5 separate regions of the Mus musculus genome follow, and regions 1, 2, 3 and 4 are each linked to region 5. A link is a loop called in an ENCODE intact Hi-C map of the cell type or tissue named here. Cell type or tissue: heart. All regions are shown on one strand. Links, peaks and the distances in the headings refer to the core of each region. The heading gives the core; the rest is flanking DNA.

The links. Hi-C counts contacts between places; a loop is a spot of excess contacts. Peaks named below come from ENCODE experiments on the same cell type or tissue, not always from the same donor. Only the 100,000 strongest peaks of a DNase experiment are listed, where the experiment ranks them.
Region 1: it touches region 5 in a loop (3-fold over the local background); 22 of 42 quality-filtered maps call a loop at or near these places.
Region 2: a loop joins it to region 5, with 2.0 times the contacts of the local background. A loop is called at or near these places in 2 of 42 quality-filtered maps.
Region 3: a loop joins it to region 5, with 4 times the contacts of the local background. A loop is called at or near these places in 5 of 42 quality-filtered maps.
Region 4: it touches region 5 in a loop (2.8-fold over the local background); 10 of 42 quality-filtered maps call a loop at or near these places.

Annotation. Positions count from the first base shown.
Region 1 is chr8:11,598,397-11,604,625 of GRCm38, reverse strand. No RefSeq gene overlaps it. Among named protein-coding and RNA genes, the nearest start is that of Mir7238, 34 kb to the left of the region's middle. In heart, for the core only: CTCF peaks have their summits at 2,238 and 2,438 (motif pointing right); a DNase peak (open chromatin) is centred at 2,435.
Region 2 is chr8:11,775,903-11,782,131 of GRCm38, reverse strand. It overlaps Arhgef7 (Rho guanine nucleotide exchange factor (GEF7)), which reads right to left. Exons shown (of 22, transcript NM_001372321.1): 3 at 893-977. Among named protein-coding and RNA genes, the nearest start is that of Arhgef7, 51 kb to the right of the region's middle. In heart, for the core only: no CTCF peak of the experiment used is centred there; DNase peaks (open chromatin) are centred at 2,121, 2,931 and 4,691; H3K4me3 peaks cover 2,179 bases; H3K27ac peaks cover 3,701 bases.
Region 3 is chr8:13,102,083-13,108,311 of GRCm38, reverse strand. It overlaps Pcid2 (PCI domain containing 2), which reads left to right and starts at 2,969. Exons shown (of 14, transcript NM_178708.3): 1 at 2,969-3,537. The coding sequence starts at 3,502. It overlaps Cul4a (cullin 4A), which reads right to left and starts at 2,689. Exons shown (of 20, transcript NM_146207.3): 1 at 2,409-2,689; 2 at 2,003-2,118. The coding sequence starts at 2,556. In heart, for the core only: a CTCF peak has its summit at 2,838; DNase peaks (open chromatin) are centred at 2,651 and 3,441; H3K4me3 peaks cover 3,429 bases; H3K27ac peaks cover 2,660 bases.
Region 4 is chr8:11,494,763-11,500,991 of GRCm38, reverse strand. Naxd (NAD(P)HX dehydratase) reads right to left here and starts at 3,486. Exons shown (of 10, transcript NM_001190357.1): 1 at 3,366-3,486. The coding sequence starts at 3,405. In heart, for the core only: a CTCF peak has its summit at 3,430; a DNase peak (open chromatin) is centred at 3,511; H3K4me3 peaks cover 2,060 bases; H3K27ac peaks cover 1,373 bases.
Region 5 is chr8:11,547,293-11,553,521 of GRCm38, reverse strand. Cars2 (cysteinyl-tRNA synthetase 2 (mitochondrial)(putative)) reads left to right here and starts at 2,751. Exons shown (of 15, transcript NM_001359137.1): 1 at 2,751-3,023; 2 at 3,214-3,264; 3 at 5,678-5,795. The coding sequence starts at 2,845. In heart, for the core only: a CTCF peak has its summit at 3,676 (motif pointing left); DNase peaks (open chromatin) are centred at 2,771 and 3,641; H3K4me3 peaks cover 1,612 bases; H3K27ac peaks cover 1,282 bases.

The DNA of each region.
Region 1 (6,229 bases), core at 373-5,372, 51 kb before region 5:
AGTCCTCTCAGGAGGGTTCCTGGACTCCTCTAAACCCAGGAGGTCTGAAGAGAGAAAGCCTGGCCTCTTGGGACCCCTGAGCTGTTCCCCACCCCAACCCCCAAGGCTATATGACAAACTGTCACACTGAGGAAGTGCCACAGCACAGTAGGTGGTTCTGAGTCAAGGAGCCTGCTGGACACAGGAGGCAAGTCCAGCAGTGTGGGAGAACAGTGTGGTGTCACCGTGCTGCCGGGAAGCACACCTGAAGGACTCAGTTACATGGTCGTGTGTAACATGATGGCTCATCACAAAAACTACCTGGGAAGAAAATATTTGAACGACTCAAGTTCCTGGTTTCCTGTACAAGTCTCTGTCTGCTACTCCTCCCCCTTCCTGCCCTCCCCTCTCCCCGTGCTCCTCCCTCACCTCTTCCCTCCTCCCCCTCCTCCTCTCATTGCTTCTCTGCATTATTTATATGTGTGTGAATGTGCACGTGCATACGTAGGCCACAGGTCCTGTGGGAAGGGAAGAGGACAACTTAAGCTGGTTCTCCTACCTTCTTGGAGGTGGAATTTGGGTTTTCAGGCTCAGTGGCAGGCACCTTTACCCCCTTGAGCCACCCGTATAACCATTTTCTGTGACAGTAGTGGAGGCAGCCATGATCCTACCCAAACACTCAGCAATATCTAATGTACCCAAAGGCACATGAGCCAGGGCTGGCTTTTGAGCAGCCTGTGATGCACTGAAGATGGTCCCCAGGTGCTGTAAAGATGGGAGCATCATGTTTGTGGAGTATTTTGGGATGGCTGAGGCAAATTTTAGATGTGTAGTAATTTTCTAAACTAGAAAATTGGAAAGCCCTGTAAATGGAATTATGCTACTGTGATGGTTTGTATATACTTGGTCCAGGGAGTGGCACTATTAGAAGGTGTGGCTCTGTTGGAATAGATGTGGCCCTATTGGAGTAGGTATGTCACTGTGGGTGTGGGCTTAACACCCTTACCCTAGCTGCCTGGAAGTCAGTATTCTGCTAGCAGCCTTCAGATGAAGATATAGAACTCTCAGCTCCTCCTGCACCATGCCTGCCTGCATGCTGCCATGTTCCCACCTTGATGATAATGGGCTGAACCTCTGAACCTATAAGCCAGCCCCAATTAAATCTTGTCCTTATAAGAGTTGTCTTGGGCTGGTGAGATGGCTCAGTGGGTAAGAGCACCCGACTGCTCTTCCGAAGGTTCGGAGTTCAAATCCCAGCAACCACGTGGTGGCTCACAACCATCTGTAACAAGTTTTGACGCCCTCTTCTGGAGTGTCTGAAGACAGCTACAGTGTACTTACATATAATAAATAAATAAATCTTTAAAAAAAAAAAAAAAGAGTTGTCTTATGGCTGGGCGTGGTGGCACAAGCCTTTAATCCCAGCACCTGGGAGGCAGAGGCAGGCGGATTTCTGAGTTGGAGGCCAGCCTGGTCTACAGAGTGAGTTCCAGGACAGCCAGGGCTATAAAGAGAAAAACGATTGTCTTGTTCATGGTGTCTGTTCACAGCAGTGAAACCCTAACGAAGACAGCTACACTTTCAAGCGCTCCGTGGCTCAGACTAACAAAAAATGTTGCTGCTGATTTTTGAGCATTTCAACTCCAAAGGGGGAACAGATGGTCAGACAGAGGCAGACTTGGAGGGTAAATGGAAGGGAATCAGCATGAGGGGACAGCGTAGGTAATGAGAAAATATAACCAGAGCCTTATATACAAGTATAAAAATGTCACACAAAGCCCATGGCATGTGTAATTAATGTGAGCTGATAATAAAATATCTAATATGGGAAATTACAGATTTAAAAAAAAGTAGCCCAGAATAAAAAACAAATCAGAAAGAAACATAATTCACATTGGCACAGCGAATGTATTCCTAAGTACTATGCATATGAAATGGAATGACTTTTAACAAGTGTCCATGGTACACAGGAATCAAAGCAACCCGGTGAGGAGGGGCTGAGCATACAGCAGAACAAATTAATACAGCTCAGATCATTACAACCTCGAGTATCCAGTAAGCGTGCAGATTTACTATGTGGGCTAGCAGAATGGCTGGGGAGGTAACGGTGCTTGCTGGCAAACTGAGCTTCACCCCCAGGCCCCACGTGGTAGGAGAAAACTACCTCCCACAAGCTGTCCTCCGATCCGCATGGGCACTGAGGTGTGCCCACATACACAAACACAAATAAATTAAATGTGAAAGATTAAGAGTTGAAGTGGTGAGTAGGAGGGAAACAGCAAGTCCTGTCTGGAACTAGCTAAAAGTACCAACACTGTCACTTTAGGGTCACCGGGCTGTGCAGTCTTCCCCTCGGGGCTCAGGTATTAGCAGGCAGCCTCTGCACCCAGCCCGCTGTGGGTCCTAACCCTCTCGAACCTGGAAGTCTTAGATCAGGGCTCCGACTGTGTTTTCCTCTACCAGTAGGGGGCAGCATCACCACCATCACAGTCCAAAAGGCCACTGGTGGAATCATTTCTAGGATGTATTTTCAGCAGACTAATACTAGTGGTGTTTGAGCCTCTTGTATGGGCCTTCAATCCGGAAGTTAGAGGGATTCATTATCTACCTTATGCCAAGCTAAAGCATCACAGCCGTCCCCAGTGGGTGGGACGTGAGGGGTTTTGAGGTCCTCCATTCGTTCACCTTCTCTGAAGCAGGTGACTCTCAGATGACCACCACTTGGTCTGCCACTGTCTTACAAGGTTGCATTGGACCGACAGGCTGAAACATCTGCAGACAATCCACAGAGAATCCCTTTGACATTCAGCTAGGGGAGAAAAGGATGGTTTCCAATTAAACAAGAAAACACTGTGTTCCCAACACCTAGCATGCTCAGTTTACACTTGTCGAAAGAGCTATTTTCAACTTATTTAGACATAGCCTTTTATCGGATTTCTCTTTTGCATGCTTAACTAGGAAAATAAGACAGAAGCAATTAGCTCTGACTTTTTTGTTTCTTTGGGAACAGAATCTGTCTCCCAAATCTCTGCAGTGAACTGACATACCCACATTCAAGCTCACGTGGCCCCAGGGCAGGGCGAGTCCCTACCACTGTCCCTGCAGGGGCAGCCACCCTGCAGATGTCTATGCTGCAGGGCTGGACTTAGGCCTGTCAGAGGCACAGCTAGGCATCCTGACTCTAGAGGGTGCGCAGTGTGAAGGTGGCCCCTACCTCACCACACTGAATCTGCACCACAGCAAAGGTGTGTGTGTGTGTGTGTGTGTGTGTGTGTGTGTGCGTGTGCGTGTGTGTGTGTGTGTGCGCGTGCATGCGTGAGAGCAGATAGGAAGACATTCACACGTGGCCACACTCCATCTGCAGGTTCCCTGCTTCTTGTATTTTCTCCTTTTCTATTTGGGCCTTAATCTTTTGGAGTAAGAAAAGGTTATTAAAGACAGCACTAGGTGGCTGGAGAGAGGGCTCAGCAGTTCTCTTCCCAACACCCACACGGTGACTCACAAACACCCATGATCACCAATCCAGGGGATTCTCTTTTCTGGCCTCCATGGGCTGCTACATGCACACGGTACACAAAAAACTCACCCAGGTTCACACATATGTACAAATAAAGAGTTTTTAAGAAAGGAAACAAAAAACTTTCTTAGACCCAAAGTGAGATTTTACTTACTAAAGCTAACTGGTGACCGTCACATTATATGGGGAAGATAAAAGGGTCACTTGCAGGCGAGATCTAAGGAAGAACATAGGTGGGGAACCTGTACTCTCAAGGTTAAGGTGGGAGCAGGATACCTGGGCTTGAGGGTGTAGCTACTCGTCAGTATGGGGCAAACTGGAGGCCAGAACAGCCCTGCTTTATGCTGGAGCAGCTGGCTTCTGTTGAATCAGCCACATAAGGATGCATGCCAGTAAGTGGCAAGGAGGCCTGGGAACACTGACAGGAGAAAGTGGCCGTTGATCTTGTGGTTTGAGTGTGGACCATCATTCAACCACAGCTGGTATGTTTGAATGCCTGGTCTCCATGTAGGGGTGCTGTTTCAGGGTATTGTGAGGACTGACTGGTGAAGGCGGGTCACTTGGGCTGGCCTGTCAGGGTTGTAGATTGGCTCCACTCTTGCTTCATCCTCAGTGCCCTGGTCCAACAGTGTGAACAGCCTTGGCATATCCTCCGGTGGCCATGAGTTCTGCCATGCCTTTCCTACCACAGCAAAGGGATCAACCCTTGCTCCCCACAGTATTTCCAAGAGACATTTGTCATAGCAAGAAAAAGTAGCTAGCTGGGCATGGTGCTGGCATGTGTCTTTAATCTGCACAGTCATGAGGCTTGAGACAGGCTGATGGATCTCTATGAGTCTGATGCCAACCCAACATACATAGTGGGTTCCAGGTCATCCAAGGATGCTAAGTGAGACCCTGTCTCAAAACAACCAAACAGAACCTTGGCTCCTTACTTCACAGATCTCAAAAATCAATTCCATTTAGGTTAAAGAGGTAAATGAAATGCACTATAAACCCATACAGGTGATGTAGAGACTATTTCTACAGCTTCCCATTGGGTGGGTCTGAAGACAGTCACATATCATGGAAAAACTAAAATATTTCTAGTATACTAGAATTAAGAATGGCTACTAGCCCAATGGTGGTAATGTATGCCTTTATTCCCTATACTGGGGAGGCAGAGGCAGGCAGAAGTCTGTGGGTTTGAGGCCAGCCTGGTCTACAGAGAAAGTTCCAGGACAGCCAGGGCTACACAGAGAAACCCTGTCTCAAACGAATAAATGAACAAATGGCTACTCAATCAAATGACATTATCAAGAGATTGACAGGCCAGCAAGTCAGTAGGGAGAGACTCATTAGCCCAAAAAAGATTGTTTAGAAAGTGTGAATAATTCATGAAAATCAACAAATTAAGCTGAAAGTGGCCAACAATCACTGTCAGGCAGGTGACAGAAGAGGTGGACAGATGTGTCTCCCAAGTTACAATGTTCTCAACTGGGTTAATAATCACAGAACATCAAGATTTTATACCTGAGAGCCAAGTGGAGCCCAAAAGTTGGAATATACTATGGGAATGTCTTAGTCAGGGTTTTACTTCTGTGAAGAGACACCATGACCAAAGCAACTCTTATAAGGACAACATTTAACTGGGGCTGGCTTACAGGTTCAGCGGTTCAGTCCATTTTATCATCGAGGCAGGAGCATGGCAGCATCCAGGTGGGCATGGTGCAGGAGGAGCTAAGAGTTCTACATCTTCATCTGAAGTCTGCTAGCAGAATACTGGCTTCCAGGCAGCTAGGATCTTAAAGCCCACACCCACAGTGACATAGCTACTTCAACAGGGCGACACCTTGTACTAGTGTCACTCCCTGGGTGGAGCATATACAAACCATCACAGGAAATAAAGACCCTTACTCTTCTTCCATTCCAGGGAGGGTGGCACTGCCATAGCCACTGTGACAGATCAGGTTCCTCCAGGCACAGGCTCCTCCTACATCCCTGAAGCTCCTCCTCCTTTTATACACTTGGGAAGTCGTGGTCCACGCCTTTCCACGTGGCAGGCTCGTGGAAAAATGTTCACACTGGAGGGCTGATGACTGTGAGAAGCCACCGCCGTGCCTCTCTGTAGAGTTGGCGGCACAGTGCTGTAGTGTTATATTCTGCTCAGGTCACTAGTCGGTGTTGGTGAAGACTAGAACGAGTCTCTGTCAGTAGACAGGATGTACCTTGAGCAAAAAGACAGGAAGAAGATGCATAGCATGCGATGCTGTTTGTCTAAGCATCTGGGACAACAAAACCTAACAATAAATGTATATACTGTCACACATGACAGCCAAAGGTCCGAGGAGAGGGAGGAATGGCTCACATAGCAAGGGCAGCAACTTTTTCCTCTGTGTGGTCAGTTCTGAGAACGATGGGGACTGACTGGGGTGGCCCTGCGAGTGGGCTGTTGAGTCCTTTTCATCGGACTGTGTATAGAGCCTGAATATTTTTTCATATTCTCATTTCTCAGCCTAAAAAGACAACCCTCAGCAAGAAATGTGTAGTGTCCTTTCCTACTGATCCTTGGGGGCCCTTCACAAACCCTTGAGGAGGTAGGGGAAGGCTGCTCCAGTATGTTCAAGGCTTTGGTTCTGGTGTTGTTGGATATACATACATACATACATACATACATACTCATATATATATATATATATATATATATATATATATATATATATACACATATGCACATATACATATATACACACA
Region 2 (6,229 bases), core at 800-5,799, 230 kb before region 5:
AAGCCAGTCATGTCTGAAGACAGCACACACAGAAGTAGCTGGCAGAGGCTACCCAGGCATGCACCACAGCACAGCCCACCGCTGACCAAAAATCATTGTGGGACTCAAGGCCACACTAAACAAGGGACTTGGAAACCAACTGTACTGGCTGGTTTTGTGTGTCAACTTGACACAGCTGGAGTCATCACAGAGAAAGAAGCTTCAGGTGAGGAAATGCCTCCATGAGATCCAGCTGAAAGGCATTTACTCAATTGGTGGTCAAGGGGAGGGAGGGCTCATTGTGGGTGGGACCATCTCTGGGCTGGTAGTCCTGGGTTCTATAAGAGAGCAGGCTGAGCAAGCCAGGGGAAGCAAGCCAGTAAGTCACATCCCCCCATGGCCTCTGCATCAGCTCCTGCTTCCTGACCTGCTTGAGTTCCAGTCCTGACTTCCTTGGTGATGAACAGCAGTATGGAAGTGTAAGCTGAATAAACCCTTTCCTCCCCAACTTGCTTCTTGGTCATGATGTTTGTGCAGGAATAGAAACCCTGACTAAGACACCAACATTGTGAGTGGTAAGGAGTGTGAAAGTACCACATGCTCTGAATCTTAACCGTGTACCAGTGAAGACACAGCCACACCCCAGCAGTGGCACAGCCCAGTGTTCTGAACCAACAGCCCCCACTCCTGCTGTAAAGTCAGGAGGCAGGAGATGCAGGGCTCAGGGAAAGGGCAGCTGAGGAGTGAAGGCTCCCTGCACCAGGAAGTGCTGCCCCAGCACTCACAGACCACCATCAGCGGAAGGTGAAATGCCAAATGAACAAATGAACAAAGGCTCATTTTACCTTGAGGACAGAAAACCAAAGCCATGAGCCTTCACATCCTCAATGGGAGGACACCTAAAGAGTCTTACCTGCTGTCACTTTATTTAGTGTCACCAAGGAGCTGAGGACCTTGTTAAAGTTCTGCCCCTGATACAAATCATTTGCATCAAAAGTCTGAAAGAAGAAAATAAAGCAAGAAAATTAGTACTGAGTTTTATGCTAGCACAGAATAAACAAAACTCCCGACAATATGTGGTTTCACATGGTCAGCAGCATTGTCTGAAAAACCCAAGAGACAGCACAGCCTCCAAGTGGCTCCCTGGGAAAGGAGTCCATTGGAAGTCCCTTGTGAGGATCTCCTTATGGGGCATCAAGCCCTTGGAAGAGCACCAAACCTAACTCGGCTCCCTTTAGTACCCAGGTGAGGCGAAAGCCAGGATGTGGGCCAGGAGCCAACAGTTAATGGTACCCAGGAAAGGCTCATGGTAGCTTGTAATCCTCTCTCCTTAGACCATAAAAGCCCATGGACATGCCAAGGATGCTCTCTTCCAGCATGGAAGGGAGGTAAACTAAATTCACCCCACTGCACACAAGGACATGCAGACACAGGGAAGCACAGAGGATGACAGCCAACGGGTGGGAGATAAAGCGGATCCCAGAGGAGAGACAGGGTAGGGCCTCTGAGCAGAGTTCTGAAGAACCTAGGCTATAGGCAGCCCACTCTGACCCGGAGTTAGTCACACCACAAGCTTAAGGCAGGAAGAGAAGATGCATGAGCTAGCCTGATTATAAGACATCTGAAAACCAAATGTGTGTGAGCATACGTGTATGTGTACCAGTGTGTGTGCATTTGTGTGTTATGTGGATGTACCACCAACCTAAATCTAGGAGAGAGAACATACAAAAGATGACCTGGTTAACCACGTCTGGCTTTTGTTTGGAGGCTCGAGAGCGTGTGTGTGTGTGTGTGTGTGTGTGTGTGTGTGTGTGCATGTGCATGCTTGCAGATATGCTAAAACACTGACATTCTGATAACCAAATCCTCCAACACTGTATCCTAGAAAAACCTCACTGGTACAAATTATAGAAAGAAAAGCCTGGATGCCAAAATATATCCCGTATTGTTTCTCTCTTGAAGCAAACTGGAACCATCTTGGTTCTCTGCCTGGGATGAACACCTATGGGCTGGCACTGTACCTCGCCCTCCTCGCCTCCATCTGCAGTCTTTCTCAGTGCCAGGAACTCCCTCCTCCGCCCCCTTCCTGCCTCCCACACCCTACCCCCTTCCCCTTCCTGCTGAGCCTTACTCATCTTCCTTCCTGAAGGAGAGGAGCAGGCCTGAGCCTTCCTGAGCTCCAGAAATCCCCCAAGTACACTGATCACAAGGAAAACTTTGTGGCCAGTGTTGATGTGTGCATTCCACTCTAGAGCGTAAAGCCCAAAGAAGCAGACCAGACCACACATTTCACACTGCCTAGTTAATGCATACCTGACCAGGACTCCGTGGATCTGTGGGGCACTCATCCAGAGAGTCAGATGTAGCTCAAAAAAGAGGCTGAGGGTCAAAACTGTTCTAAAAAGGATGTTGCTGAAAGCTCCCAAGAACCAAACCAAAGCACAAACGGTAATATGTCAGGAAGCCCTCTGAGCCTCCAGGCTGAGCCCTCAGAACCTTTATGACTACAGTCTTGATTCCTGGGCTGTAACACCTGTGCCCAACAGAAAGCCAGTCCAAATGAGAACTCTGTCTAAGCTTACCTCCCTCCCTGTTCAGATTTTTAAGAGTCCCATATGAGTTAAGTTATATCTTTTTAAAGAATAAAATGACTGTCCTGCCTAGGCCTGTTTTCTCATGCAAACGTGAAGCCCCCTGAGTTATAAACTGCTGCAGCGATGGTCTATCCTTCAGCTCTCAGTTCTAACCCTGTGCCTGGAAGACTCAAGCTACGGCATAATCCCCAAGAAACACACACACAAATGTCCACTAACCTTCATTATGGCAAGGCAGCAAGTCACAAACCCCAGAACAACAGGATGTGAAATATGGGAAGCTTCCTGTTATTCCAGGATTATATAGCTCTCCTACCCAGATACCACGGAGGACCTGACTGGCTGCATCTGCCTGCCAATGGGCTTCAGCATGACGTCAGAACTCAGTGAGCCTACCACTACCTTCCTCCTCAGGAAACCCAACAATAAGAAGAGACAAAACAGAAGGCATACTCTAAGCCTAAGAGCATTCAGACAGGACTGCTTTTCCAAGGAGCAGAAAGGACTACTTCACTAAACAGCAATCTAAACAACAAAAAGCAAAAGTCCTTTAGTTCAGAGAGCATTTGTGCCAAAGGAACCAGGAGAGAGGCCCGGGACCTTCCCTGAAACAGCTTTCATAAACCAGCCAGTAACACACAGAAACTGCGCCCAGAGCCATGAGGTGTCCAGGACAGAACACACAGCCTGGATGCACACTGGGCTAACAGCGCAGGCTTGCAGGGAGGCTGGCTTTCACAGTGCATGGAAGGTGTAGGCCACCGTCACCATGTAGACCAGAAGTGCACATCTGCCTGCCCATCTCCTGCCATGACGGTCCATCTATCCAGGTTTAGTAGAAGCCTGTGACCCTGGATCCAAGGCCAAAACTAACCACATTTCCAGATCTTCAAAGACTATAGTCTATCTAGTCTTCTAGACTAGTCAATCTGACCTAGCTGCCACCTCCTGCCATAACTTCTTCCAGACCTCTCAAGTGCTCTGCCTGGGCATACTCCTTATTTTATGGTTAGTAATGGTATCCAAATGCAGTGTCAGGCTTAGCTCGTGTACAAGAGCATGAAACAGGAAAAATGTGGCATCAACTGCCCAGTGTCTACCTGATAAGTTGTCACCATTAAGGTGATCCTGTGGGCTGGCATGAAGGTGCCTGCTCACATGCGGCCCCAGATCTTCTGAGCAAACTGTAACACTGTCTCAATCAAAACAACAGGAGGACACACAGAAGCCTACCTACCTGGCACAGTTGCTAAGAACGGATCCACCCCAGAACTGTCCTATCAGGACACAATTTTCTGACCTCCTCCATCTCTAACCCAGGCTTACTGCAGCTGTAAGACTTTTCCTCACTACAGTTCCCAGATTAGTCTTCATCCTGCAGGCACACAAACACTGGCCTAACTGGGGCTGGGACCCATCACATGGAGTTCCAGGTGTCTTGTGGGGAGGGTCAACAAGCCTCTGACCCGGTTCCTCAAATGAGACCGGACAGGCCCAAGTGGAGCTGCTGTGGAGAATGACAACTAGCTCCAGGCAGCAGAACTGGTCAGAGAAGCCTCTGCTTTAAGCACAGGGGTGGGGGAGTTGTCCACAAGCAGTGTCCATCAGCAAGGTGAGGCCTCCAACTCCAAACAAACAGGACTTCCAGAAACATCAGACCATCTAGAACAAAAGCACTTTTAACACAGTACCTCCTCCTCTCAGGACGCTGTGACGCAAAATAAAGGTGATTTTGAGTAGGTACTGGCACACTCCTCAGCAACAAGGGTCCCTTCCACCCCAAATCTAAAACACAGCACTTATACAGTGTTGGCAGCTAATGCTCCACAGAGACTCAGAAGAAAGAAGGGAGGGAGGGAGGGAGGGAGGGAGGGAGGGAGGGAGGGAGGGAGGGAGGGAGGAAGGAAGGAAACCCTAATGTATGCTAATTTGCTGTGAGGAGCATTCCTTCCCAGAGGACCCCACTGCGTCCTTCAGTAGGTGACAGACTGTGAGGCAGAAGAGGACAAACACCCAGGTGAACTCTTCTACCCTGGCCTGTACTACACTCTCCACAGTGTCACCTCTGGGCAACTGGGCAAGCGCACGTGTCCACAGCCACGCTCTACACACAAGAGTGTGAAGAGCAAAGCCCTGCAGTGTCGTATCTGCCAGCGTTCAGAAGCAGCTTGCTGCAGGAATGTGGGTCACAAGGGAACAGCACTGCAAGGCTGGCGGGAGGAGACCAGGACTCCTTGTGTCCTCACCGCAAAGGTAAAGGAAGCCAGGGCCCAGCCTTGGAAGCCATGTGTGCCATGCATTAGGAGTCATCAGTGGCGTCCACATCAGCAGACATGAGAACGCTCCTTGAGGGAGAACAGTGCCTCAAGACTACCAAGATATAAGCCAACCTAGACAGAGGCAGGAGAGCCCACAGGAACCAACATGTAGACACCGCATAGAATTTAAAATCCAGAAGGCTCAACAGCGCAGACACACAGACAGAGCCTATCCAGACACTCGTGCTGATGTCCTGACCACACAACTGATGCGATACACCCTGAGATACTAAACTAAAAACAAACCAAGCTGGGTGACTCAGACCTAAATGACTAAAAGGCATCCTTATCTGGCTGGCTACACCTAGGAAGTGCCAGGGAAAGGTGTCTCTCCTCCGCCATCTCAATAGGAATGGAGACCCTCTCACAGGACAGACTGACCCAACACCTTGACATCAATCAGTTCCGCCACAAGAGGTTTATGAGGAAGCTATACTCATTCATTCTCTCTCTCTCTCTCTCTCTCTCTCTCACACACACACACACACACACACACACAAGTCTTGGCAGATATTTCTGGAGTGTTGCTTGCAAGGTTTAAAATTATACTTTTGTCCTACCATATTGTCAGGCAGAATCTGTGATTTCAGAACAAGACTGACTGACAATGAATGGTAAGTAAGTGGTGCTATTTAAGTATAATGCAAATGGTCCACACTGATCAGACAGTGAGATCCAGCCCTGGCTCCTCATCTTCCAGGCTCCTGCAGATTTTGAGCTTACGTCCACCTACTGCTCCTCAGGGATAAAGACAGAGCTTCATAACAATTACAACGCTCTCACCTAAGATGACCCTGAACAAGCTACTGTCCTTTAAGATAAGAATTGAATCTTATTCCGTTGTGGATCCTCTTCCTCAACATGCAAACACTATGGCAGGGAACATACTCTTAAGGACAAAGTCAATTATCTTTGGTAATTTCCAGGAGGGCAGTCAGAACACAGTCACACTGCTGGCCAGGCACCCTTCCCAGGCCTAGGAGAGACCATCATAAAGCACAGCTAGGCAGTGACAGCATCCAGTCACGACAGAGTGGAGATAAGCTTGCTGAGGGTAAATGTCACAGCAGTGCATGCAAAGGCTAGATCTTACAGTTCAAACCATCTTACACGTGGGGAAATGAGCTCTGACTCAGGCCATCTGAACTCTGCCCTCGACAGTACACTGCCAGCCAAGGAGGGGAGTGCGATGCTGCAGATACCAGGAGGCGGTGCAGTCACACAGGTCACACAGGCCCCTTACAGCCGCTATCCGTCCCTTATCTCTACTTGGCAAAGCACTGCCTGCCCATCACTAGACCTGAACCCAACCACAGCAGGACCTGAACAGAGTTGTGA
Region 3 (6,229 bases), core at 697-5,696, 1.6 Mb before region 5:
GCACATGAGCGGCAGCCGGGACTAATACCCAGTGAGACCTTTTTTTTTCCCCATAGTTATAAGGTACACTGTCCCAGTCTTCACACATACCAGAAGGAGGCATCAGATCCCATGACAGATGGTTGTGAGTCACCATGTAGTTGCTGGGAATTGAACTCAGGACCTCTGTAAGAGCATTCTTAACTGCTGAGCCATCTCTCCAGCCCCACAGTGAATCTCGTAAAAAATAAAACCAACCGACTCTCTCTTCTCATAAAAAAATAAAATAAACAAAATAAACCTACTGGAGCACATGTCACATGCCCCCAACACTGTATTCATATGCACACCTACACATAGGCACATACTTAAAATAATAAAAATAAAAGCAAATCTTTAGGCGGGTGTAGTAGTGCATAATGTTAATTCCAGCACCAAGAGACAGAGGCAGGAAGATCTCTGTAAGTCAGACTGTTCACAGTGAGTTCTAGAATAGCCAAGGCTACACAGTGAGCCCTGTCTAAACAAAACAAAAACAAAACCTTAAATAAAATCCTCTCCTTCAATACACAATCAACTCACAAACTTAAGACAAAGAACAGACACATATACACCAATCCGTCACCATCGGCCAGTGGTCCCTTACCCAGAATGCTTGGGGCTACTAGTGTTGTGGATTTCAGATGTTTTTCTTCCGGATTAATACTTGCACATACACAATGATGTATCTGGGTACTGAGAATCAAGTGTAAACAGACACAAAGCTGACTCGTACCCCATATCCCTTGTTTTATCATTGTGTGTGTACACCAAGTGTATGTGTGGGTGCTTGTGTCACGTCAAGAGGCTGGAGGTCTGGGGATGCGTCTCCAGTCAGTTTTCTCCTTCCACCTTTTTGAGGGTTCTGAGGTTCGAACACAAGTTGTCAAGCTGGCTCTGCCAGCGCTTTACCTACTGGGTCATCTGGCTGGCCCTAGCTCGATGGTCATTTTATTCAACAGTTTTAGCATATACTGTGTTCTGTCTGAGGCCCAGCAGAGGAAGTCAGGTGTGGGTCTTTTTTTCATGAGTGCACTACAAGTTTTGGATTTGGGAGTTTGGGGTTGGGAGTGATGGGCCTGCCACAGGTTCCTTCGGGTACCACTGCTTACTTTTCTTCTTGTGCTTTCTGTAACTTACAATACACTCAGTTTGTAACCAGGATAAAACAAGCCTCTTAGGTAACTTTTAAGTAACATATAAGTAATTATTTGTTCTATCACAAACTAAAACACAGAATATTTAGCAGTTATTGTATAAAACCATGACAGAAAAGTGTGCTTGAAACAGCAAAATGTACTTCGGATGATTTTCCCCCCCTGTTGCAGACACAACTTGTCTTTAAGTTAAAACTACCAGAATCGCCGGGCGTGGTGGCGCACACCTTTAATCCCAGCACTCGGGAGGCAGAGGCAGGTGGAGTTCTGAGTTCAAGGCCAGCCTGGTCTACAGAGTGAGTTCCAGGACAGCCAGAGCAACACAGAGAAACCCTGTCTCAAAAAAAAACAAAACAAAACAAAACAAAAACCCTACCAGAATCTGTCTGCAACCTTATTTGCAATAATTAAACTACAAAACAGTGTGTGTGTGTTGGGGAGGGGGTGTGTGTGTCACAACCCAGGGACCCTACTAGCAAGTGGGGCCGTACTGAGTTCCATGTATAACACACTGGCACTCTGATAACACTGAAGACTGCTGGGGGCTCTGTGCCTCTTAGCTCCAAACACCTCCTTTCTTCTGGCGCTGGGAAAACGTACACCTCCTAAGCAGCCTGGTCTAAGCCTCAACACACAGCACTAATCCAGGGCGGCGATCCATAGAAACACCTGCTGACCCAGGGTTTCGCGGCTTCCGCTAGGGAAGGCTCGGGCCGCAGCTTCTCCCCGGGCGGGCGGGCGGACGGGCGGGCCTCCCTAGCGTTGGCCCCGGTGGCTGCTGGAGGAGGAACCCAGCCAGGTGCTCGCAGGCCCTCGCCGCCGCTCACCTGGTACAGCTCCTCCAGGTTGTACCTGATGGATGTGCTGCTCTGGATGGCCTTGACCGCTTCGTGAAGCTTCCGCCACGTGTCCTGAGTGTAGTTGTCAGGCAGCCGCGGCCTGTCTGTGGGGGAGAGAGGGTCAACGGCCGCGCGGGGACAGCACAGGCCGGGGCACCGAGGCAGGGCCCGGCCGGGCTAGCCAGGAGGTGCGGGATCGGGGCCAGCTGGGGCGCGGGGACGTGGCGGAGCGTGAGGTGCAGGGACAAGTCGGGTTGCGGCGCCGAGACGGGACAGTGCGGGAACCAGGCGGGCCGGGGCGCGGGGACAGGGCCTGCCGGGCAGCCCCAGGAGGCCCTGTCCGAGCGCGCGACCCGCCGGCCGCCCCGTTCGCTCCTCACCGGAGCGCACCCACCTCGGAAGTTCTTGATGACCAGCTTCCTGGAGCCTCCCGTGCCCCCCGGCTTGGCGGGGCCACCGGCCAACGCCGCGGGCTTGGTGAGGCCGTTGGTGCGGCCCATGAGAGCCGAGACGCTGCCCTTCCGAGGGCCCTCGTCCGCCATGGCTGGGCCGGACGCCGCCCCGCCCCGCGCCGCCCGGCTCCTCCTCCTGCCCTGCGCCCGCTCCGTGCGCGCCCGGCTCCTCCTCCTGCTGCTGTCGGGCTCCGCCCGTGAGCGCTCGGCTCCTCCTCTTTCTGCTCGCGGCCGGGTCCGCGCGCCCGAGGCCCAACCGCCGCGGCGCGCACCGGAACGATCCGGCTCCTCCTCCTATGCGCGAACTCCGCCCAAGGAGGGCTCGGGGACTCGCAGGCGTTCTACAACGAATGCTCGCGAGAGGGCGCCGTGACACCTGCACCGAGGGCTCCGGAGCTCGCCGCCCCACGTCACGTCGAGGGCCGTGACGAGGACACCCCGGCGAGGACTTGAGTGGATAAAAGCACCCGGCAACCTTGCCTCCTGGATCACCTTACACCTAGGATGCTCAGGGATGCTGCTCCGTGCGCTAGCGCGCCGAGGGGTTGGGGACGGGATGCTCTGCACCCATTTATCTGGGGTGCCCCAGTGTGAGATGTGGGAGGACTCAGGAACACATCCTAGGAGTGCGCGGGACGCCTTCCCAGTGGGCTCTGGACTTTGGTTCCGGGAGAGTCAGGAGCGCCTCTGCACACGGAGGGTTGGGGATCGGGTCACCCTCATGGGAGAGGGGTGCGAGGAATCGGGTCGCTAGCACACCGACGTGACCAGGGACACGTTCCCAAGTCGGTTGGGAACTCCTCCACGTCAGTCCTCCGCCCTCGCGCGCGCCCCCGCCGCACCCGAGGCGTCCCGGCGACCGCGCTGACAGCTGCCCCCAAAGAAGTGCTCTCACCACCGGCTCGGCTCGGCTCGGCTCGGCTCGCTCCACCTTCACCCGCTCCGGAACCAACGTGCAGAGGTTACCGTGTGGGGACAAGGAGCGGAAACGGACCTGCGCCGGAAGTGAGGCACTCAACACCCGCGGCCGCCGCTATGGCGCACATCACCATTAACCAGTACCTACAGCAGGTGGGTTTCGCTTGGTATCCTGGCCTACGGGCCACGAGGGGTGAGTCCTGGGGCCGGGTCGGACGGTGCCGGGGGTCCTGCGGCTGGCCTCGAGGCGAGGAGGGTGTGCTGCACGCGGTGGGCAGCCTGCCTTGTTCGGAAGTTGCAGGTGCTGCCCGGTGGACCAGGAGGAGGAGGATCCGAGGTGGAGGTAGCAAGATCGGGGCCACTTGTAGAAACGGTTGTCTGTGTAGTCAGCGCTGCTGTCCGCACGAAGCACGTTGTGTCTCTTGGCAGCGGTGCCCATCAAGGCTTTACTTAAAGCCTGGGAGTGGCACAGGCAAACACTGTTGCATCCGGGTGGAGGGCCGTGATTGCGTCTTCTAGGGTGTTGAAGATGTGAATCCCACTAGGCAACACACCTGGTGCAAGGGGCAGCCAGATAGGGAAGACTGATGAACGTTTTAACTGACTACACTTGCTGCTCATGGCTGCTTATGAACCTTGGATTTGCGCTTAGCTCTATTACCAAAGCCCCCTTTTCCTGTCCCAAACAGCTCAGTTTTGGGTACTACAGTACTAGAAGCAGTACTTGTGTGCTTCTTAAGTAGCGGCACTATTGTCGGTGCTGCGTGTGCATATGTATTCTCTTTGATTCCATCACAAGGCCCTCCTTGAAGAGCTCCGTAGGCGGCTAACCCAAGTCTTCCCAGCTCAGAAGCATCAGAGACTGGCTCTACAGTGCACATGTTTAACACTTAGCAAGATGCTAATTCTGGAGATCACGCTTGAACCTTAGTGATCTCATTGTTGGCCAAAAGACCAGTCTTTATTTCAACACACTGGCAATAGCCTTGGCCAGTGGCTACCTGTTAACAAATTGCTTGTCTCTCTTTCCCCATGATTCCTGTGCTGATTTCCCAGAAGCTGTTGGGGTCAGGTTGGTTGAATTTTGCCATCCTTACCGGTGTTAATAAGGTTAAGAGTAGCCTGTTACTCTTGTGACTGCTTGAGCCAGGAATAAAGGTCTTTCTTTCCTGTCACAGGGAATGGCATGGCATCAGCATGCTTGTGCTGCTTCCGGGTTATCCCAAGTCCATAGTGATGTTTTGATGGCCTGCAAGGGGAGCCTGCATATGTTTCAAAGAGAGAAACGTGGAGCTTGAGGAGTCTACTCCTTACAGCAAGGAGTGAGGTCCACTTTTCTTCAAGGTCAAACTAGAAGGAAACTTTACTCCATTTCCTAAGGTTAACAGTAATAAATTACCTCTAATTCAGAACCCACAGCCAAAGAACATCACAGACATCGTAGCCCTAAGAACAAGGACATTCACTGTAACCACAATGCATTTAGTAGCCTGAGAACTTTGACACTGATGCATGTAACTTTTAATTTTCCAATGTTTTGCACATTTTTTGTTTTTTTGTTTTTCAGTAGATATTTGCTTTATTTACATTCCAAATGTTGTCCTCTTTCCTGGTTTCCCTTCTGAAAATTCCCATCCCCTTTCCCTCTCCCCCTGCTCACCAACCCACCCACACTGGCTTCCTGGCCCTGGCCTTCCCCTACACTGGGCCATAGAGCCTTCACAGGACCAAGGGCCTCTCCTCCCATTGATAACTGACTAGGCCATCCTCTGCTACATATGCAGCTGGAGCCATGAGTCCCACCATGTGTTTTCTTTGGTGGTTTAGTCCCTGGGAGCTCTGGGGTTGCTGGTTAGTTCATATTGTTGTTCCTCCTATGGGGCTGCAGACCCCTTCAGCTCCTTAGGTCCTTTCTCTAGCTTCTTCGTTGGAGATCCTGTGCTCAGTCCAATGGTAAGCTTCGAGGATCCACCTCTGTATTTGTCAGGCACTGGTGGGGCCTCTCTGGAGACAGCTATAACAGTCTTCTTTCAGTAAGCATTTGTTGGCATCCACAAAAGTGTCTGGGTTTGGTGATTGTATATGGGATGGATCGCTTAGGTGTGCAAATTGTTTCTTAGGATTTGTTTTTTGAATCCAGAGTGCAATCCAGAGTTACACATTGCATGTATTCTTGTTCTAGATAATGTGGGACTGTGAGCTTCCTGTCCTCCAGTCCCTTTTGTAGAGGTGGGTTACCCTCACTGAGAGCCCTTTCCCAGACCAGGTATCGTCTTCGTTGTCCAGGATATGATTTTTCTGTTTTCCTTTCTATATTGATTTTCTTTTTATGTGGATCTGGGGACTGAAGCTAGGGTCTTATGCATCTAGGCAAGTGCTCTATCATTCATTGAGTCACATCCTGGCCCTCTTTCTATTTGTATCTGCTGTTTGCTTTTTATGTTAAAGAATAATTTCTGGGCTGTAGAGATAGCTCAGAGGTTAAGGATACTTGCTGATCTTGCTGAGGACCTGGGTTCAGTTCCCAGCACCCACATGGCAGATCCTAAAATAAAATAACTTAGTCAATTTTTGTTTGTTTGCTTTTAAAGACAGACTCTCTTTGTGTAACCCTGGCTCTCCTGGAACTCACTCAGTAGATTAGGCTGGCCTTGAATTTAGAGATCTGCCTGCCTCTGCTTCCCAGTTGCTGGATTAATAGCATGTGCCACCAACACCCAGCTGAAACAAATAAAAAAAGTAAAATTTAAAACATAATTCCCCTTATACTCTTTCTTTAAAAACCATTATGGATATGTATGTGTGTGTACATATGTATGTATGTATGTATGTGTGTATTTGAGAT
Region 4 (6,229 bases), core at 395-5,394, 52 kb after region 5:
CAGCAGCACACACCTATCAGCAGTTATTTTACAGACTGAGCCATCACTCAGGTCCACCTTACTTTTTGAGCCAGGGTCTCTTCTCAGGACCTAGGTCTTGTTGTTTATGCTTGACTGGCTGGCACTGAGTCCCATGGATCCCGTGGCCCCTCCCAGCACTGGGATTGCGAGCTCACAGCAATCACACCAATGCCTGACTTTCCATAGGGGTTGGAGATAGGATCCAAGTCTTCATGCTTATGTGGCGCGTGCATTACGGACTGGAGTATCTCCCTGACCTCGCCAAGCACATGCACAGCCCCAAGTGTAAGGACGGCATTGTAACCACCACCTCAACCACTTTTTATCAACTCCAAAGCCCACACAATGCGAAAACATGAGGGAACCTCTGGCAGAGAAAGGCCCCACCAGGCCTGTCAAGGAAGCTTCCGGCCTCAGTCCCAGGAGCCTGTCATGGCTAGCTACCTTCTGTCCTAGCTGCTCCCTCCCACCCAGACTGAGCTGCTCATCCCCCCCACCCCCCAGCACCTTACAAGCCACCTACATTCCCAGCCTGGCCTGTCTTCACCAGAGGCCCTGACAGCACAAGCCCTCTCCTGGATCTCCCTGGATCTGCAGTGGAAGACAGTCTGTGGCTGTCCCAGGAACAGTGGCATCTGAGCAAACTCCTGCCCTCCACCTCCCCCGGCCCCCGGCCCTCAGCATCTGCTCACCCATCTGAGACCTGTCCACACCTGTTATAAACTCCTCTCCTGCAAGCTCCTCCTATCACTCTGGGCAAAAGCATGCTGTCTCAGTCTTTGTGGGTGAAAAACAGATGTGTCTGGCTGAATGCTTAAGATCATACTGCTCATTAACAGCTAACTCCACCCACGTACAGATGAGGAAACAGGTTCCAGAGCTGCTAGGCAAAGCTGGCACCTTTGGGGCAAACTCCTCCATCTTTGGACCTTTAGAGTTGTTCCTTCTGTTTCAGCTAAAATCAGGAGAAACTTGCAGAGACAGCCGGGGTCACAAAGTCATTATGACTTGGACAACCAAAATAATGATTCATTAAGCATGCCTAGAAATATTTATGTTCGCCATGTTTCCATTCTGACCCCAAAATGAGCACAGCAAGAAGGGTTTGCTTCTATCATCTTCAGCCTCTGAGCTTGGACCCCCTCACTTTTCACTAAGGAGCCCAGAAACGTGTCGCATCCTTCCTTCTTGGATACCCTAAAACTGAGCATGCTTAGAAAAGTACAGCTTAAACTAGGATGTGCCAGCCCCTAAAACACATTAGATCTAGGAACAGGAAAACCCCCTCCCCCAAGTGGAATCTCCCCACTTGTATGCAGGGAGGGGACTGCTCTGGGAATAACTGCAGCTGCGTCCTTCGGACCTGTCTCCAATCTTTATCTCCTGGCTGTACTTTCTGACTCAGTGCTAACCAAGATGTGAATTCAATGTGTTCCACTACACCATGTTACCAAAATGCTGCTAGCTGAGGGCCAAATAACTTGTTCTTTAACCAATGATTCACCTGACTAACCAAAAGAGCAAAAATCTCTCACATGGTCTCTAAAATCATTTGGGAGGAATTAAAAGAAAAAACAAAAAACCTGTCATGAAGTTATGCCAAATAAAGTCCAAACCACCAACCAGCACTGCCGCCCTCACCTGACTCCACCCCAGTTCTTTGAAACAGGTGCATCTACCACAGACCACTCCTACACTTCAAGAACACTTCAGTTGTGGAAGGATGGAATGTTCTAAGACAAGGGGTATTTTAGGGAGTTTAATATTTAATATTTACTTATTTTAACTTGTCCGTGGCCTAACATTCTTGTAACAGGCAAACTTCCCAATTAATATCACTAAGTTAACACACCCCTAGTTATGGTTAGTATTTATGTTAACTTGACACAACCAAGAGCCACCTGGGAAGAGGGAGTCTCAGCTGAGGACAACACAGATCAGTTAGCCTGTGGTATGTCCGTGGGGGGCTGTCTTGGATTTTGATTGATGTGGGACCTGACAGGAAGCAGTGCCACTCCTGAGCAGGTGGCATTGGGTGACAGAAGAAACAGAGCTACACCATGGTCTCTGCTTCAGTTCCTGCCTGACTTCCCTTAAAGATGGCTGCGACCTGGAAATACAAGTTGAAATAAACCTTTTCCCCACAGGTTGCTTTTGGTCAGGGTGATTAACATAGCAACAGACAGCAAACCAAAAGTCTGCACCCCACAGGGAGAGAATGCTAAGATAACACCTGAGACTAACAAGCATTTTCCTGCTTTGCTGTCACTCAACAGTATGTTGCTCTCTGTCCTTGACGATGAATCTGTTCCACAATAGGATGCCGTTGGGATACCCTGACGAGTCAGGCACTTTGTACCAAGACAGAGAGCTCGGTTAGTAAAAGGCTGGAGGAGAATCGACTAGATTTTCCGACACTTTACACTGGATCACGTTTTAGTTGGCTTACTGCCACTCCTGGTGGATTTATCCCCTGAAGTATTAAGAGAGAACTTAAAATGTAAATACTATTGACTTTGTCGCCAAGACTATCCAGAGTCTGGAAAAGCAGGTCGAGCCTGTCTGCATTTTGTTGGCGTAAAGAAACCATGGCTGAGGAAGACAACCATGGCTTCTGTGCCCCAAGGGCTTTAAGTTAATGTGAAGTCTAAGCCGGAGCATGCGACAGCAGTCCTTATATTAAGTGAGATTCACTCTAAGCACCGTTTTCTTTTCTTTTTAGATTTATTTATTTTTATTTATACAAGTACACTGTAGCTGTCTGTCCTCAGACACACACCAGAAGAGTGCATCGGACCCCATTACTGATGGTTGTGGGCCACCCTGTGGTTGCTGAAAATTGAACTCAGGACCTCAGTGCTCTTAACCGCTGAGCCATCTCTCCAGCCCAGCACAGCCAGTTGAAAGGTCTAAAGCCCAGAACTCTACCAGGTCTTTGCCAGACATTTAGCAAGTCAATCTAGTAATGAAACCTCAGTGCGCACAAAGAAAGGCAATTACCAAGAGAAAAACAGTCTCTAAATAAAGGGTTATTCAAAAGCCTTTCTATAGGTGTGGCAAGTCGAGCCAGTGTGTGGACGCGATCCAGCTCAGGAAACGGCCCGCATCTCCTGCATAGGCCCCCAATAACTCGGGGGAGCGGGGGGAGCCTAGTCCTCACGCAGGCCGGTCCCACCGGCTTCCCGGCGCTGAACGCGCAAGCGCCAGGCAGAAGCGACCCCGGCCGGTACCTGCGTACAGCGGCGACCACTGGAGCGCGATCGCGGCGGAAAGCAGCGCCACCACGGCCGCCGCAGCCCCACAGGCGTGAACGGCCATCCGCGGGACGCCCGGATCGATCTTACCTCCCCCGCAGGCGCGGATTGCCACACAGCGGACTCCCATGGCGGTCCAGCGCACTTCCGGGTTCCCAGGTGTCCCCGCGCGGACGCCGGGCCACCGCCATTGGTCTTCTGGGCTCCGCCCGGCGGCCCCAGCTTCCTGCACCGCCGGAAGCGTACTCCGGGTTCATCCCACCCCCAGGGTCAGCGTCCATCAATTACCCTCCGCTTACTCCGCTTGACCAGCGAGGCACCCAATCCGGCCTGGCCCCAGGTTAAGCGTTGTGGTAGCCGGCTCACTGAAGAACCTTGGCGGTTTAGGGACCTATTTCTTTTTTATTCTATAGCGTTTTGTTCGTGAACTTGATGGTTCACGATTCCCTTGGAGGTCAGCTTCCTTGGCAGCCTGTCCATAGCTGTGCTGCCCAACTAGATGATGTCTTTGGCCCTGGTGCGTCCCACAGCTAGGTCTAAGGCTTAGCATCTCTCAAACCATTTTCTGGCCTCGGTTCCTCGAGGTCTTTGTTGTCTCAATAGTAAGATAGGCAACCTCATGGTTACAACAGCTTACGCCCCCAAACCGGAAAGCATCCTGACTTAGTTCTTTCATACCCATGCCTCTTGTGCCTTTGATACTGCTTTTGACCTGTCTTTGATACTTCCACTTGTACCCTGTATGAAGCCTGGCTGAGGACAGTAGCCGCCTGGGTTGTTTTCTACAAAGTGACACAAACCGATGGCCTAAGTGTATAAACTGGCGTCTTGACCTCTCTGTGGTATGGCTAACCAAAGGGTTTTTATTGTAGATTGAGACAGAGACAGAGACAGAGACCAGACAGAGGCATCTGTGAGAGTTCAGAGCAGAGAGAGAAAGAACTAGACTGGACATGGCCAGGGCTATCAGAGAGGGGAGAACAGCAGGAGATGAAGGATATATAGAGAGAAGCAGAGAGAACACACAGCAAGAACAGTAAGGAGAATAAACGGGTGGGGTGGGCATGGGAGGCGGTGAGGTGAGAAGGTTAGCATGGACTTTGAAACGTGTAGCAGATAACTTGTGATACTGAGGGAGCCTGGAGGGCAGCATGAGCTTTGAAATGCTCAGAAACACCACAGGTAGCTATTTATGTATCTGTCCTTTCTGCCCAGAAGCCTAGGGGAAGCAGCTTTACAAATTCCTGAGGAATGCTAGCTTTTATCTAACACCCAGGAATTCTGCAGTCCAGGTTGAACTTATCTGGATGTTTGAACTGCCCTTTTGGAGTTTGGAGAACTGGAATTTCCTTTAGACCTAACGTTAAAGAATATTCGACCCTTTGACGTTGTGACACTATTGTTACACCGTGTTACTATTGCAGTAATTTTATAGGGTTGTTGTGACACTATTGATAAAATGTGTTACTGTTACAGTAATTTTATAGGGTGTTTCTGCCTGTTCTAGCCCTTAGAGATGCTCCTGAATAAAAGACACAGAAAACTGGTTTTTTATCAATAGGCTCTCAGTGCTCTGTGGGGCAGATTCTGAGCTTGTCTAACCTACATCTCAGCCTTAGGTCCCATGTTACTTGCCAGCTGAGTCTTGCTCTGTTTGCTCTCCTCCATATGTGTCCTTGTTGCGATAAATCTCCAATCCACAAAAGCCTGGGCAATGAAAACACAACTCAATTAGTATGAATACATGCTATGTGCCTAGACTGGGCAGATCTACCACTACACTACCATCTTCCCCATAGAAGAGACCCCTTAGAATTTGCAGTTTCTCCAGACCAGGCGCTTCTGCTCCACTTTCCTTCTTCTTCTTCTTCCTCCTCCTCCATCGTCTCCGCCCCCTCTTTCTCTCCCAAAACCTTCAGCTCCACCTTCCCCTCTTTCTCCGCCCAATCACTGGCTCTAGCCTTCATTTATAAATTAAGGTGGGTAGAAGGTTTATAGGAAATCACCTGAGTGCTGACTCATTGTATGTTTGCAGCCCCTCACAGGAGAACAGAAAGTTCTGAGACTAGACAAGGCTGAGACAAGTTCTATAGACAATTCAAAAAGCCTCAAAGGGAGCCAAAAATGAATATTTTGGCAAACTATAGAGTATCAAAGGCCAAAACTAATAATGCTAGTAAACAATATTGAGATTGAAGGAATGGTTGACACTGGAGCAGATGTCACCAGTATCTCTCCAAAATCTTGGCCTGTAAGTTGTCCACTTCAAGAAATAGACATCTGAGCCGGGTGTGGTGGCGCATGCCTTTAATCCCAGCACTCAGGAGGCAGAGGCAGGTGGATTTCTGAGTTCGAAGCCAGCCTGGTCTACAAAGTGAGTTCCAGGACAGCCAGGGCTATAGAGAAACCCTGTCTCGAAAAACCAAAAAAAAAAAAAAAAAAAAAAAAAAAAAGAAATAGACATCCAATTTCAAAGACTTGGGACCTTAACCCAAAAAAGCAAAGTACCAGATGGCTTAAGTGTATAGGACCAGAAGGTCAGGTAGGAAAATTGAGGCCATGTGTGGCTGATACAGCCATTAGCTTATGGCAAAGAGATCTATTACAGCAGTGGAAAATGGGAAACGTGTTATGCTTGAGGAGAGGTTATGCCTATGTCTCCACAGGAAAAGAAAATCTGTGGGTTCCTTCCAAGTTGATAAAAATCAGACATGACAAAGGGAAACCTCCTGAAGACCTTGGCGACAGAGAAGAAAAGGGAAACTAACACAATCAACAAAATAGGTGAAGTATATGTGGTGAAGTTTACGTCTCTGTATATGGAGACAGCTCTGGAACCGGCTGAGGCTAAAATGTCTGTATGCACACGATAACACTTATAGGATACAAATTTCTCATAATTTGTTATGATATACTGTCCTTTATGAGGACAAGTATCCAAAGTTACATTACAG
Region 5 (6,229 bases), core at 596-5,595:
ATACATGTAATTTTTTTAGGAATGGTGACTTGAACTGGGTTTTCTCTGCGGTATTACTGTGATAAATCACCCTGATTCATCAATTCACCCAATCAGTCTGTGCACAAGGTCAATACACAGGCGGAGTGCACGGTTAAGCACCAGCGAGTGGGTTATATTTATCATTTTCTGGTTTTTTTTTAAGATCTATTTATTTATTATATGTAAGTACACTGTAGCTGTCTTCAGACACTCCAGAAGTGGGCATCAGATCTCATTACAGATGGTTGTGAGCCACCATGTGGTTGCTGGGATTTGAACTCTGGACCTTTGGAAGAGCAGTCGGTGCTCTTATTCACTGAGCAACCTCACCAGCTCATTTTCTGTTTTTTTTTTTATTAAGATATTTTATAATCTGTGTATGGGTGTTTTGTCTGCATGTGTGTCTGTGTAGTGTGTGCACGCAGTGTCTGTAGAAGCCAGAAGGCAGCATCAGATCTGGAACTGGAGTTACAGGCAGTTGAGAGCTGTGGATGCTGGGAATCAAACCAGAATACTATGGAAGGGCAGCCAGTCCTCTTAACTCCTGAGCCATCTCTTCAGTCCCTACAATTTTTTTTTTTTTTTAAAGATAGGTTAATACTATTCTTTAGGCTGGACCAGAACTCCCATGGAGTCCCAGCCTGGTCTCAAACCCCTGAAGAGTTTTAGCTTGAGCCTCCCTTCAGGTTCTAGGATCACAGGTGGGAGCCATCACACACATCCCACAAACGTCTGAAGGACTCTCCGAAGGCTTAACAAGGAGCAGACTTTTTGCCAGTTGAGGTGGAACACATGAGAGTCGGCTTTGCAGCAGACAGAAAACACCATTGTTGGTTTTGAAATCATGATCTCCTGTGGCCAAGCCAAACATGCCAGCCATTCAAAATCATGGAAGGTTTGGCTCCCAGACTTCCTAGAGCTGTTTTTCTAAACTGCCGGCCCCGGCTCTTCCCCGGCTTCGGCATTCTGGCCTGCGGGTTCTGGGTTTTAAACAGGCACACCTCATATCAGAGGCAACGCTTTCTCTATCAGGGATCTCACTGCCTGCATAGGAAGTTTTGGGGGTACTTTCTCAGGCCAAGCTCCTTGCTGAATTTGCGGGATACAGCAAGGAGTTCAATTTACAGTTCCGAACTGAAGGAGAGGGACAAGCTCACACTTGTAGTCCCCAAACTGGGGGAGACTGAGGCAGGAGGGGCTTAAAGCCAGGTAGGCTAGAGTCAGCCTGGGCTACTGAGTGAAACCGTTGCTCAGCAACTGGGGTGCAGGGTACAGAAAGAGAAGTTCACATTGCCATAGAAGTGAGACAAATAAGTGCACACACATTTACAATGACAAACTGCCACGATGGCAGGTAACTGTGAGGAAGAATGATATTCCTGGAGAACTTGGGACATTTGGAGACCACGAATTTGACTACCATAGTGCATAGAACACAGTCTGTATTACCTGGAAGTCTAGCTTCGGGCAAGCAGTTAGAGGACAGAACTTTCAGGAAAAAAGTAGGGAACAACATGTCTGCCTAATCATTTGCCTTTCAAGAGAGCATCAAAGAAAGGGGGGAGGCCGGGCGTGGTGGCGCATGCCTTTAATCCCAGCACTCGGGAGGCAGAGGCAGGTGGATTTCTGAGTTCGAGGCCAGCCTGGTCTACAAAGTGAGTTCCAGGACAGCCAGGGCTACACAGAGAAACCCTGTCTCCAAAAACCAAAAAAAAAAAAAAAAAAAAAAGGGTGGGGAAGACCAAAAATACTGAAAGACCTGAGCATGCTTAGTATCAGACAGACTTGACTGGACAAGCAAAGGACTCTTTACTTTTGTAAGCCACCAGTAGGGGTGCATTTGTGGGGGTAATTTGAATGTAACTCCAAACAGTCCTCAAGAGATGAACGATAGACTTCTGCTCTCGTTTTCATTTGTTTTTAAGGCAGGGTCTCTTGCAGCTGAGGCAGGTCTTGAACTCATTGCTGCTCCTGTATCTCTCTCCCAAAATCTTTGATTATCGATGGATGCCACTATTTTGACTCTAAAAAGTTTTAAATGATTTATTCTTATGTGTAACGGTATTTTTGCCTGGATGTCTGTCTGCGGACCACATGCATGTAGTGTCTGATGAGTCCAGAAGAAGCCTTGGCCCCTCTTGGAACAAGAATTACAAACTTTTGAGTAGCCGTGTGGATGCTAGGACTCAAACCCGGGTCCTCTGGAAGGGCAGTCGTTTCTCCAACAGGCATTTCCAGTTACAGGTTCTTGAGGAAAGGATCATTTCCTGGTGTGGTTCTTTCATTCTAAGCCCATAGAACAGTAAGAAGTACACAAATACTGCATGTACAGGGTTGCAGACAGCAGTTTGGTATGTAGTATTGATCTACACGTACTGATTGTGGCAAGGTACATACTTGCAGATATGCTGTACGTATGATGGGGTACAGGGTGTGTTAAGGCGCACATATTGAGGTGTTTAAATGAGGACATGATGACCGCGGGATGGTGTATAGTGTGTTGGAGTGGTGTGCTGAGATTGGGTACATATTGCGGGGCACACCGGGTCCCAGCAGCAGACACAATGATGTACACCGAGCCCAAGTTACCCATAAGGAAAGGCGAGGAGATCTGCGCTAAAATGGGGAAGGGTTCGAAGTTCCCGCCTCTCTTCCGCTGCCACCGTGCCCAAATGCCTAAATATTGCCAGACTTCAGGCAGAGTGTAGCCTCTTCCGGGAGTGGGCGGAGCCCCATGAGGAACGGGCGTGGCTTCTGGTTCGCCCGGCTGGGCCTGGCCTGCAGGATCTTGCCTTCCGCCTGTTCGCTGGATCTGTCCCCAATATGCTGCGGGCGCGCGGGCCTGGGCCCGGCGCTCTGCTGCTCCGGGCCGCGCTGGGTCTCGGGCGGCGCGGGCGGTCATGGCAACGGCCGCAAGGCCAGGACACCGGCGTGCAGGTGCATAACAGCCTCACTGGCAGGAAGGAGCCGCTGATAGTGGCCCGCTCGGACGCAGTCTCCTGGTGCGTGCGCCGGGAGAGGCAGGGCGGAGCGAGGCGGGGCGGGAAGGTGCGCAGGGGCAAGTCAATTCTGAAAGCCTGACGTGGTCTCCCGAGCGTCACTTAAACACCGCGCGTGTTCAGTGAAGGTTGTTAAGGAAGACTTAGGGCTCCTTTTACATATCTCACATGGTGGATCTTAATATGTTCCCAGGTATAGCTGTGGACCGACTGTGTACGACCATGCACATCTTGGCCATGCTTGGTGAGTTTCCTAGATTTGAACCTTTGACAAAGTCAGAGGGTTATTTATTGTGCAAAGAGTAAACTGTTAGCTTGTTTTATAATCTGTTAAGTGAACTGAGTGATGATTGCATTCTGGGAATTGTGAGACACCGGAATGTTGGTCTCTTTGGTCTTCATAGCTGTTTGGAGTTGCATACCCATTGGAGTTACTGTGAAGGAATAGAGAGTGACCCGTTTGCGAATTAGATGTTTCTAAGGTTGGTCCAGAGACCCGAATCCAACAGTGGGGGATCATTGCCTGGTCTTGGACGGATCACATTCTTGCTGGAATCATGGTTCTTATTTTGAGTGAAGACAGAAATGACAACATGACATCTTCATGGCAGTTTCTGGAAATGTCTATGAAGTGCCGCTTAGCACAGCGCCCCCAAGTGTTCTAAGTGCTCCACCACTGACCCACTGACCGAATACTGTCTTGCTAGACTCCAGGGAGCATTGGAGCAGTATTTGTTGACATTTCCCATCTCTTGATATTTTAGTTGTTGTCTTGCACTTTTTTGTTTGTTTGTTGTTTTTGAGACTGAGTTTCTCTGTGTAGTCTTGGCTGTCCTGAAACTCACTTTATAGACCAGGCTGGTCTCAAACTCAGAGATGTCCCTGTCTTTGTTGGAATGCTGAGATAAAAGGTATACGCCTACTGCCTGACTCTTGCACAGTTTTAATTGGGTATTTTTAAAAAGATTTATTTATTTATTATATGTAAGTACACTGTAGCTGTCCTCAGATACTCCAGAAGAGGGCATCAGATTTCATTACGGATGGTTGTGAGCTACCATGTGGTTGCTGGGATTTGAACTCAGGACCTTAGGAAGAGCAGTCAGTGCTTTTAACCACTGAGCCATCTCGCCAGCATCCTTAATTGGGTATTTTTAGACCTAAATGAAACGCAAGTGTGGAGGCCAGAGGACATCCTCAGATGTCATCCTCAAGTGCTACCTTCTGTCTGTTTTGAGACAGAATCTCTCACTGCCTTGGAAGTCCACAAACAGGCCACGCTGGCCGGGAAGCTCGTCCCCAGGGTCCACCTGTCTCTGCCTCCAGCACTGGGGTAGTGGGGACAATCCGAGAGAACAAGAGTGGTAAAAAGCTCTTGTTGCTTGGCAGTGGTGGCGCACACCTTTAATGCCAGAGCTCTGGAGGCAAAGGCAGGTAGATCTCTGTGAGCTCAAGGCCAGCCTGGTCTACAGAGCAAGCTCCAGGACAGCTAGGACTACACAGAGAAACCCTGACCTAAAGCAACAAGAACAAAACAGTCTTGACATTGAGTTTTGTATCAGGATTTTTTACACACTTAAATACATGCAAACTCATCCAACAGCTTTAATCTTAAAAAAGGCAATACAGTGTCCCAAACTGATGTGATTGCTTTTGTTGCGTCTCACAAGGCCCTTCTGGGCCTCCAGGTGGGACCCAGTTTGTAAGAAAGTACTTGGCTTAGTTCCCTATGAACCAAGCATCAACTGTAGAACACTGTTTGGAAGTTACATAGTAGCGTGTTATACTGTAACCCATTTCTTTTCAAGAATAAAGCTGATGGGGCCCACAAGATGGCTCCCTGGGTAAAGGCACCTCTTGTAAGAACCTGATGACCTGAGGTTGATCCCCAAGATTCACTTGGTGAAAGGAGAGAACCAAGCCCCGAAAACTGTCCTCTGACCTCAACATACATTCTGCACATCTGCCTCTCCTGTGTGTGTGAGAGGCACACATACACACACACACACACACACACACACACACACACACACACACAGAGCATTCATACCACAGACACTATAGTAGCAGTAGTAAACATTGTGTCCTGGAGAGATGATGTAATGCTCAGAGTACTTGTTTATAGATGAACTAAGTTCCTCCCATCACCCACATGATGGCTCACAACCGTCAGATGCACACATGGTGCACATACATACACACAGGCAAAATACATGCACATGAAATAAAACAAGATAATCAAAAATAACATAATTTTTAACAGCTGGGCAATGGTGGCGCACACCTTTAATCCCAGTAGTTGAGAGGCAGAGGCAGACAGGTCTCTCTGAGTTTGAGGCCAGCCTGGTTCCAGGACAGCCAGGGCTATACAGGGAAACCCTGTATGGAAAACCAAAAAACAACAACAAAAAAACTAGGTTAAAAATAAAATACTGGTCAGGTAGTGGTGGCGCACACCTTTAATCTCAGCACTTGGGAGGCAGAGGCAGGTGGATCTCTGAGTTCGAGGCCAGCTTCGTCTACAGAGTGAGTTCCAGGACAGCCAGGGCTGCACAGATACAGAGAAACTCTGTGTCGAGAAGCCAGAAAATAGAATAAGTAAATTAACGCCGTTGATTCTGTGTGTTGAAGACAGCCTGGCAGTGTTTTTCTTTCAGCTCCTATGTTAGATTTGACATTATCCGGAGGATCCTGACCAGAGTGTTTGGATGCAATGTGGTCATGGCGATGAGCATTACCGACGTGGATGACAAAATAATCAAGAGAGCTAACGAGGTAAGCAGCCTCCCTCACATTGACCGGCAAGCCGGTGGCTGAGCGGCCGTTCCCTGCCGAGGCTACTTTCATGTATTCCTAGTACTTGTGACCCTTTATGTGTCCCGAAGACTCTTCTCCAAAAAAAAAAAAAAAAACCAGACCGAGATGGTGGCAGGTCCCACCGAGGGAAGTTAAGTCAGTGGAGAGCGGAGAAGCACCCCCTCCAGGGGTGTCCACTGTCCTCTGACCCTTGTCCCCGTCCCTCCCTGTGATGAGTGCCTCACTCCAGCTCTACCAAGACCCCCTGGGCCCTGACTCTGGCCTTGGACACCCCTGTGTTCCGATGCCTCATTTCCACATTTCTCTTGTTTTGCTGTTAGACACAAGCTCTTATCCTGTCGCCCAGGTTGGCCTCTGTAGCTCAGATCAGCCTCGCCTAGGGAGTGCTGCAG